4 separate regions of the Mus musculus genome follow, and all the other regions are linked to region 4. Evidence: chromatin loops called from intact Hi-C (ENCODE). Cell type or tissue: left cerebral cortex. All regions are shown on one strand.

Evidence for each region. Peaks named below come from ENCODE experiments on the same cell type or tissue, not always from the same donor. Only the 100,000 strongest peaks of a DNase experiment are listed, where the experiment ranks them.
Region 1: a loop joins it to region 4, with 5 times the contacts of the local background. A loop is called at or near these places in 8 of 42 quality-filtered maps.
Region 2: a loop joins it to region 4, with 2.4 times the contacts of the local background. A loop is called at or near these places in 2 of 42 quality-filtered maps.
Region 3: a loop joins it to region 4, with 8 times the contacts of the local background. A loop is called at or near these places in 6 of 42 quality-filtered maps.

Annotation. Positions count from the first base shown.
Region 1 is chr12:98,572,355-98,574,854 of GRCm38, reverse strand. It overlaps Kcnk10 (potassium channel, subfamily K, member 10), which reads left to right and starts at 143. Exons shown (of 7, transcript NM_001316665.1): 1 at 143-698. The coding sequence starts at 647. In left cerebral cortex, no CTCF peak of the experiment used is centred here; DNase peaks (open chromatin) are centred at 76, 823, 1,399 and 2,401; H3K4me3 peaks cover 1,566 bases; H3K27ac peaks cover 1,973 bases.
Region 2 is chr12:98,341,039-98,343,538 of GRCm38, reverse strand. No RefSeq gene overlaps it. Among named protein-coding and RNA genes, the nearest start is that of Gpr65, 74 kb to the right of the region's middle. In left cerebral cortex, a CTCF peak has its summit at 1,164; a DNase peak (open chromatin) is centred at 1,221; H3K27ac peaks cover 270 bases.
Region 3 is chr12:98,627,027-98,629,526 of GRCm38, reverse strand. Spata7 (spermatogenesis associated 7) reads right to left here and starts at 1,385. Exons shown (of 11, transcript NM_001289572.1): 1 at 1,193-1,385. The coding sequence starts at 1,211. In left cerebral cortex, no CTCF peak of the experiment used is centred here; DNase peaks (open chromatin) are centred at 837 and 1,403; H3K4me3 peaks cover 1,949 bases; H3K27ac peaks cover 1,244 bases.
Region 4 is chr12:98,459,026-98,461,525 of GRCm38, reverse strand. All of the region lies in intron 4 of Kcnk10 (potassium channel, subfamily K, member 10), which reads left to right. Among named protein-coding and RNA genes, the nearest start is that of Gm40893, 64 kb to the left of the region's middle. In left cerebral cortex, a CTCF peak has its summit at 1,458 (motif pointing left); a DNase peak (open chromatin) is centred at 1,442; H3K27ac peaks cover 329 bases.

The DNA.
Region 1 (2,500 bases), 110 kb before region 4:
CGCCATCCTTCTGTCCAATGGCTTTCAGCGGGTGGAGAGTGGGGGGCGTCGCCCGGGGGCGAGGAGCCGCGGCTGGGGAGGGGCGAGTGCTCTGTGCTCAGACGAGCGAGGCTGACGTGTCCGCCCGAGCGCGCGGCCCGGTGTGCGCGCGCCTGTGTGTGTGTGTGTGCGTGTATGTATGGATGTGTGTGTATGTGTGTGTGCGTGTGTGTGGATGCGAGAGAGGGGGTACGAACACGCCTTTGGGGACCCGAGGGACGCTGCGGTGGGCTTCACTCCGGCCTCCGCCCGGCGGCTGCTCAGCCTCGCATCTGCCTACCGCGCTTTTGCAGAAGCAGCCCGGCTCTTTGATCCTCTCGGAACCACCCTCAGCATCCGATCTTACTTTTTCTTTCACCCACAAGGGCAGCAGCTGGCCACCCCCTTAACCGGTGCAAACACCCAACCAAGCCAGTGCTCGGTGCTTTCCTCTGCTAGTATTTTCCCCGCTTGTCTTTCTCTGGGGCTCCCCACGAGCCACTTCAGTGCTCCTCCATCCTCACAAATTGTTCCGTTGGTCTGTTTAACCGACGAGTTGTAAATCTTGAAGACTTTATTATTATTATTTTGATTCTTTTCATTTCATCCCCCTGTGGGCAACGGAGCAATGAAATTTCCAATCGAGACGCCAAGAAAGCAGGTGAACTGGGATCCTAAAGGTTGGTATTGCCTACTTCGGGCTACCCTGGCTCTCTTCCACCTGCTGGTGCCTCACTGGCAGGCGTGGATGGGCTTGCTCCCGGCAGGCAGCATGCGTCCTGAGGCTGGGAAATGCGCCTGACAACTGCAGCGTGGGTGGGAGGAGGGCGGAGGCAGCGTGGGTTCGGAACCCAGATCGCGCCTGTCAAGATCACATAGTCGTTGTCCCTCTAGGATGGTTTCACCGTCTATTTAAAGACACACCAAGCTGCTGTTTGTTTTGAAATTATACCAAGTGTTGGTATTTGCTTTTGACTTTGTGAATGTGCATGTACGTGTGCCTGTGTGTGTGTGTCCTTTGTTTCTAGTGATCTTTGTCTCTCTCTGGCAGATGGGTGGGGTGACTCTCACTGGACCTGGAGCTGAGCCTCATGGCCCGCGTGTCCTCAGAGGGACAGGTTTCTTGGCAGCATGTGAGGCTACGATCTGCCCCAGCTGTCCCTGGGGTAGCACTTCTCTCATAGGGCATGAAGCATAATGGAGCCCAAGGGGCTTCCAGAGTCTTTGCTCTGTCTTATTACTAATCCTGCCGACTAGGCTCCTTTGGCTCAGGTTGTAGAAAGGCTGTGGGGAGTGGTTTTTCTCCACAAGGGTGGGTCTGGGAAGGGCTCACGGAGTAACCTACAGCGTGCCCACGCACACAATGGTTTGGTATGCTTTTAGGAGTGTGGGTTCACTTTCCCTTCCTGTAAAGAGTATTAAGGCAGGTTGTGTGGGTGCACCATACTCCTGGTCTTGGCCACTGCCCCACATGTTAATGTATAGATATTGTGGCTCTTTGTAAATAGTATTGGAGCGGGACAAGTTGAAACAGTGTGTCCAGTCACCTCTTAGCTCATATACAGGCTGAATTGGGTAGGATAGGCAGCGCTTGAGTGAGTCTTGGAGTTAAAATGTGTGTGTGTGTGTGTGTGTGTGTGTGAGAGAGAGAGATTATATTTCTTCTTTTAAAGAATATTGTTTTATTTAGTCTTTGACAGTTTTATACAATATATCTTGATCACATCTAATTCCCACTCAGCTCAGTTCCTCCCTTTCAATTTCTTTTATGACTTCATTTCTTCCCTTCCTCAGACTAGATCCAGGAAAGCAAGTTATGTTTGAAGAAAATGTCTTATGACTTGCCTGACTGAAGAGTGAATGAAGAGGTATTGCCCTTCAGTTTGTAAATACCTTCAGTACAGCCTCAGCCTTCTGTTTGGTCTCCAAATCTCTGGAAATTACAAAGCCTGGTAGTTTGGCTTTTATTTTAAATCATCGCAGGATTTATTCGTCAAATACATACTTGACACCGGGCACAGTCTGAGACTTGGAAATATAGTCAGAAGAGGGCAGGCAAAATACCTGTCTTCTTGGAGTTTACAGTGTGGGTGTCAGGTCAAAATTAGTCACTGTAGGGTGGCATTAGGAATTCAAAGTGTAGCATGCTCTGTGGGCACCAAGAGGCTTTAAGAAAGTCTGCTAGAAAACCTTGAAGCTGGGTGTGGTGAGTCCTGCCTGTATTGCCAGCAATTGGGAGCCTGAGGCAGGATTTCCATTGGTTTGAGCTTAATTAACATGAGGCTACCTCGTGAGTTCCCAGTCAACTTAGGCTTCTCCTCTGTCTGAAACAAAACAAGCAGATTGGCAAAGGCCAGAGGAAAGGATGACAGGTTTCCTGAGGAAATGACACCCTTATGGTACTGGCACCTAGAGTGGGAGTTGCCAGGCCAGTGAGAAGAGGCTCTATTTCCTTAGAGGGAACCTCAGAGCAGAGGTTCAC
Region 2 (2,500 bases), 120 kb after region 4:
TTGAGGTATTCTATGAAGATTCCCTTTCTGAGTTACACATGGAACCTTGATGGGGGTCTCAATAATGTCACCCCTTTTTCTTCCTGTGGGTTCTGAAAAGGCTAAAAAGAGGGCAAAGTTGTCCAGCAGATGGAGAAAAATATATTATTTGTGTTGGTGGCAAATATGGTATTAGAGAATGTGGCTCATAGCTATAGCTAAGGAGACTTTCTAGTACTGAAAGCTAGAATCAGTCAGATCCACCCAGTCCCATTAGACTGGGGTCAGCTGGTTTCCTAGCAAGCGTACTAATTAAGCGTGTTCAGTATCTCTCTATAAACCCACTGTGGCAGAGACTGCAAAATATCAATTCAAACATTGTATCCTCTTCTTCAGGTGTGACCTTTCACAGTTTAGCAGAACACAGTGGCTCTCCAAAATAGAGACTGTGTCTCCATGCCTCCTTTTCAGCTACAGTGTGATTTTGTTACAGGGACAAGGGCAAGAGCAGCTCTGAGCTTTGAGAACAAAGGAAAAGGATGTCTGAGTTTTTGTTGCCATTTTCTTCCTCCATTCTGGCAAGAAGTGCCCGTTTAGGACCACGGAATGGAATTCTTAATTTTAATGATCGAAAATAATCTGTGAGGGGTCCACGGACCACTGACTAGATTTTTCTTGTTGGGAGAGACAACTTTTAGCTTGTTGAAGTCTCTACAATGTGGGATGATCTGGCACTTAAGACTGAAACATTTTAACTCATCACACAAATTGTTGCATGCCCACAAGGATTGGGTTTGATACGGAGTTATTTACAGGCAGATCATGTTTAACAAAATAAGAATGTTGGTTTAATTTGATCAAGATACACCATAAATATATAAAATTACTGAACTTTCCCATGTAACTTAATACATTTAAAAAACAATATTAAGAGAAAGGATAGCACATTGGGCTGGAAATTCTAGTTTGTGCTTCTGGCTCATGGAGAGGGCAGACCCCCCCCCCTTTCTTTTTCACTTTTAAAATTCCCTTAATTTTTATTACAGGTGTACATAAATGGATTGATTATAGTATTACACCATGATATAATCTCATATTAGTTACTTTTTTGAGATTTGTTTTTATTTTATGTTTATGGGTGTTTTGACTGTGTGTCTAAGCACTGTGTCCATGCAGTTCCCATGGTGGCCACAAGGGTGTGTACCCCTTGGAACTGGAGTTACAGACTGTTGTTAGCCCTGGGTGCTGGAAATGGACCCCAGATGTGACCTAATGTCTTTAGCTGTGTAGATCTCAAAGCTTGAGCCATGGTGTTTGATCTGGCAAGGAAAGCTCCCGCAGGTGGTGAACTTGCAGCTTCCTTAGAGCTGTAGAATTCATAGAAGCAAGGGAGTGCCGAAATCTCTGTTTTAAGTCTGGCCTCTCAGCCTTCTTTAAGGGCCCAGCAGATATCATGATGCCCTTCTGGGGAAGTGTTCTTTTATTTCCAATCTATCGTTGGGGAATTTAGTTTCCTTAAAAACAAATTTGTCTTATTATTTTAAATTCTCTCTCTCTCTCTCTCTCTCTCTCTCTCTCTCTCTGTGAGTGTGTGTGTGTGTGTGTGTGTGTGTGTGTGTGTGTGTGCCCCTGCTATGAGTGAGTACACCTAAGTGCAGGTGTCCATGGAGGCCTGAAACAGTGAATCCCTCTGTACTTGGAGTTACAGGTGGTTGTGAGCTCCCTGATGTAGGTGCTAGGAAAAGAACTCAGGTCTTCTCTAAGAGCAGGAAGTGCCCTTAACCACCGAACCATCTCTCCAATCCTCCATTCCCCGCCCCCAACCCCAGTTAAAAATTCCATATCTCTGCCATAATATATATCATCAACACATGATTGACAGCCCACCCACTTTGTTGTATTAGATAGACTCAAGGCCCCGCCCTCCTGGTGATGGATTGTATGAGTGTGCTCCACTGTGGCTCATCTTAGAAGTCCACCCTCATGGATTTCTTCCAATAACCAAAGCAACCCTCCTCTTCCTCCCAAATCTCTCCCCTCTCCTTTTCCCACTATGTGTAAATATGTTTATCTTGATATGTCCCTTCTGGTCACTTTGTATGTGTGTTTACTATTTGTCTATACTGATACATGCTTTAAAACATATTCACTTTAACTGCTATTTGAGAGTTCACGGAATGCATGTTTATAAGATATATTTATCCAGTCTCCTGTTAATAGATGCTTGTATTGTTTCTAGATTTTTTTTTTGCTATTGTAAAAAAAAGTGCTGATATGGACACTTTTATATATGTCACCTGTAGGTGGATAAGATGTATTTTGAGAATATATGTAGGAATGAAATTTTCAGGTCATAGAATATATGAATTTAACTTAAGTACAGAATGTCAAAATTTTCCAAATTCACATTTCCATCAGCAGCAGATAGATCCTGTCTCTATTTTATCTCTGACACTTGATATAGATATATTTTTACATTTTTTGCCTATAAAAAGCATGAAAATTGGTACCCTATTCTGGC
Region 3 (2,500 bases), 170 kb before region 4:
ACTAATAGAATCTAAGACGGTTACTTTAAACTAAAATTAAGCATTGAGGTTTCAACTAAATGAATGGTTACTTATAATTTAGTATATAAAAACTAGCCCAGATACTTATTGAATATAACATTTATACCAGGAACGATGTTATTGATATATGTTATGGGCTAAAACTGAAGCCACCTAAAAGTATAAACCCATTTACATTTGTCACCTCATTTAAAAATAAACACTAAAACCTCACTAAGTCTATTACTAAACAAATGTAAGTAAAAGAACTTGAGGGTTTTAGCTTCTTAGTCTGGGGCTTGTTCTGTGACCAACCATGACACTAGGGGAATTATTTATAATCTTTTGTTTTATTCATTTCAAAATATGAATAATACCCATTTAACAGGATTTGTGTGTAAACAAGTGTTGGGTTACGGGTGGAACACTGCAAAGGTTTAAAGTTTATTTTGTAACCATTTCTGAAGACCATAACAGCATTTGGTGTGTTTTCCTCTAGAGCTTAGGTTGGGATGGTGTCTGAATATCCTCCCCCCCCCCCAACCTTGTATGCTAAGCAGAACACTTATTTTGATGAAATTATTGTAGAATAAAGGTGCATGCAAGATGAAAGCAAGGCTTAATTAATCATTAGCAGGTCGATTCAAAGGTAGTCTTTTGCTATTAAACATTCAGTCCAATGACCAGCCACATTGGAAGTTTATTACAAATGCAGTATCCCAGCTCCTACCTTGGAGCCACTGAATTATAACCAGCTCTGGGTGAGTCAGTTCTGGAGGGAGGGAGAGAAGGAGGGAGGGAGTGGAAGATTTCATGTACTTAAAATGCACCAGGAGCTTGCTGTATATTATCTGCACTTAACCCCCAAGAACTCCGTGGCATGGGTATTTACCCACTACCTTCAAGATGAGCAAACTGAGCGCCGTTTCTGTGAAAGCAGCCGGCCTGATCTGGGGCTCAGGTTAGATTTCAAAGACCAGGCTAGTATTCCGCCTAGAAGATACCCAAGTGATACAGGCTGCAGGGTCCCAGGATCAGGGGATGGATGTCAGGCAGTAAATCAAAGAGCCGGGCATGCGGGGCCTCCCTGAGCTCAGGGCGTTTCTAGTTCCAGCCATTACCCTGCGACACTGAAGGAGGTGGCAGGCAACCTTAAAGGCCATGGGCAGCCTGGACCCGCGCAGTCCCTTACCTCTCCGGCTGCCATCCATGCTTAGTCCTCCTGCGGCCTCCGCGGTTGTATCCCCTTGGTTCTTACTGGGATGAAGCCGAGCTCCCCCGCAGCGGAGGTGAAAAGGAAAAGACCAGGACCGCGGGGGCGCAAAGGGTCACAGCGACAGTCGCCAGGGCGGTTGCTAAGGGCGAGCTCCGCGGCTGCAGATTATGACGTCACAACACAGGGACCTGTGCTCCTAGGCCCCGCCCCGCCCACGCCCCCAGGCACTCCTGCTTACCGAAAGTGCCAGCAGCCGGCGGGAGGATGGCCACGGGTCCCAATCTGTTGTTCTGGGATCCTGGCAGTTATCCAGAGTGAACTGTCCGGAAAGAGAGTCATATCTGCTTCTGCCAGCACTTTTAACTTGGATGCCTGTGATTCGAACTCAAGTCCCCAAGCTTGCAGCGCAAGCGCTTTTGACACAGCAGTTATCTAATGCAGCTACTCCCCCCCCCCCCGCCCCAAACCCCAAGTTTGTATTGTAAGCATTGCAATTAGTGTGAATTTCCTTTCTGCCTACTGAGTTCCTCAGCTCCTGCACTCGCTCTCCCTTTATCTTTAAAGCCACAAAGATCGGTTCATTTTGAATGGAAGAAGGCAGTGAGAAAAGTGTGGATGTATTCCGCTGCTTTCTGCGAGTTGTTTATTTTTGCAGTAGTTAATTGTGTATCCATGGAAATAAGAGCAGAACGGGGTAGAGGGAGTGCAGAAAGCATTCTGTCCCGCTAGGCTTTTCAGCAACCCGTTCTTGAACTTTTAGGCTGGATGGATAAGTCCTTGTTGTGGTATCATATAGCAGTATTCCTGGGCTCTGCCCACTAGAAGACCACAACCCATTAATTGCAACCTAATTGCAACCAAAAATGTCACTAGGTATTGCCAAAGGTTGCCTGAGGAGGAAACTACATCCCATTTGAGAACCTCTGTAGTCACAGAAAGCATACTGGATTCCGAGCCAGATTTGCTGAACTTTGAGCGTCTAGATATTATGGTTGGTTTTTATGGCACCCTAGTGAAAGTTAGAACCTCCAGAATAGGGAGGCTTTCCGGATTTCCTTAAATGATTTGGAAGGGGCTGGGGAGATGGCTCAGCGGGTAAGAGTACTGACTGCTCTTCCAGAGGTCCTGAGATGTTGGCTCACAACCATCTGTAATGGGATCTGATGTCCTCTTCTGGTATATCTGAAGAGAGCAATGGTGTACTCATATGCATTAAATAAATAAATAAATAAATAAATAAATAAATAAATAGATAAATTTTGATTTTGAAGACCCACTCTGATT
Region 4 (2,500 bases):
TCCAAGCCTCCAGATAAGGGTCACTGGTGAGCCTTCCAATTCTGGATTGTAGTTCATTCCAAATATTGTCAAGTTGACAACCAGGAATAGCCACTACAGTGTGTTTATGTCCCTGTCTGTCTGTGCCTGTGTGGGTGCATGTGCGAGCATGCGCACGTGCAGGCGTGCACTAGTACATGTGAGCGTGAGTGCGTGGGGGTCAGAGGTCACCTTTGGTTTCTTTTACAATCACCATCTACCTTAATGTTTTGGCACTGGTTCTCTAGAACCTAGAGTTTGTCAATCCACTTGACCAGCAGCCCCTGGGATTCCCCTTTCCTCCCACCTTTGCCTCCTAAGCATTGGGGTGACAGGTGCGCCCCACCACACTCTGCTTTTATGTGGGTGCTAGGGCTCTGAACTCTCGCTCCCAGGCTGTTGAGCAAGCACTGTCTTGACTATCTCCCTAAGCTCTGGAGTGCTGTTCACTTGAGCTGAGTCCAGCCTGGGACACCAGTGCCCTGTGGAGGAAACACTTTGTATTTCTGGGGCAATGCTCTGCTCTGACATCCTGAGAAGGGCTGCGCTTGTGCACCACAGCATGGTTTACGTAGTGGCTTTGGCCATGCCTTGGAGAGCTTCTACTGAGGTTTAGACTCTTATTAGTATGAAGCTGTAGTTCTCCACTTATGCGTGGTGGGTCCCCAGGGGCCTGGGGTGCTGTTTTCAATAACTAGAGTTCTCTTGTGCATCAAGCATTGCCTGGTAAACAACATCTCCTTTGCATTGTACTACCTCTTTTCAGTTATAAATAGAACATTCGTCAGCATCACTTAAAAACATATCATCAGCTGGTATCAAAACTTATGTTTTGTGGGAATCTATGATTTTTTTTTTAACATTCAGGAGGGATTTTCATACCATAAAAGCTGAGCACACTGGCTTTTAAAACCAGTGCTCTGCTTTTGTTTCATTCTGGTATTTTTTCCTCATAAAGTTAACATTTTAAAAATTATATATATATATATATATATATATATATATATATATATATATATATATATATGTAGTGTGTGTGTGTGTGTGTGTGTGTGTGTGTGTGTACGTGCACTCCTGCACATGCTCACATGGAGATAAGAGGCTAATTTGCACTGTTGTTTTTTTCTCTTTCAACCCTGTAAATATTGGGGATAGAACTCAGTATGCCTGGTTTGGTAGGAAGCGCCTTTGTCACCTTGCTGACTGTATAGCCCCATCTCTTTTTGGCCATAGAAACCCTTATGCTGAGGTTTTCTTTCCCAATAAAACTATCCTGGGAGGGGTGCTCTTCTGAGAGCTGGCTCACTGGTTAAGAGCACATACTGCCCTTGCAGAGGGCCTGGCAGAATTAAGTTCCCAGCTCCCATGTTGAGTGACTTAAAACCAGTTATGAACTCCAGTTTGAGAGGAATCTGGCGCCCTCTTCTGGCTGCCACAGGCACTGCATACATGTGCACGTACACATGTAGCCAGTTAAAAATGAAAATAATCTTGAAAATATCTAAGGTACTAGTTAAATATCAATTTTATTATTTTATTGTAGTGATGTAACAGAGCATGAGGCAAACCACCCCAACCATTCTCAAGTGTCCAGTTCAGTGGTAGTAATTACGTTCTGAAAACACAGGTATATACACCACAATTCACAACAGTAGCAAAATTACAGTCATGAAATGGCAACGAAAATAACTCTATGGTCGGGGCAGGGTGTCATCACAACATGAGGAACTGTATTAAAAGGTCACAGCCTTGCGAAGGTTGAGAACCGCTGATGTAGGGGGAGCCACAGAAGGGACCATAACAGAAGGAAATAGACTGGCAGGCAGCAGGGCTTATGCCTTCGACAGAATTGCAGTGGTCAGCCATTGCTCTGGGAGGAGAAACCGTGTGAGCCTTGATTCAGAGAACTCTTTGGGAAGGCAAGTATGGGGAGAAAGGTACATATAACTGGCTGGTCGTTAGAGTTGGTTGTCTTCTCAGGTGCTCCATTCCCTGACCTCGCATTCTGCAAACTCACCTGTCCTTCACTGTTTCCAACCGTCTATGCAGAAACCCTACTACCTTAAAGAGATTCTGGGGTGAAAAAACATAGACATTCACTTTAACCACCGGCCAATTTGCCTCTCCGCTTGTCTGTGCTTTTGTTGTGCCTTAAATACAGGACACATTGCAATTTTGTTTGCTGAGGTCCAAGGCTGCATTCCCAGGGCTCCCTTGCAGTTTCCACCGTTTCTCTACTTAGTGATGTTCCATTTGTTTCTTTCCACATTTTGTGGCAGAAGGGTATTTGGCTGTGAGCAACAGCAACCATTCTCCCGCATGAGCCTAGGATGTGGTTAGAAGAAACGGATCGGGAATTGTTACCATTGGGGTTGAGCTGTCTACCAATCTACTCCTGGATCTACTGACTGGGCACAAGTGTGTGTGTGTATGTGTGTGTGTGTGTGTGTTTGCATTCCATGGGCCTTTCCCTTCTAGAGCT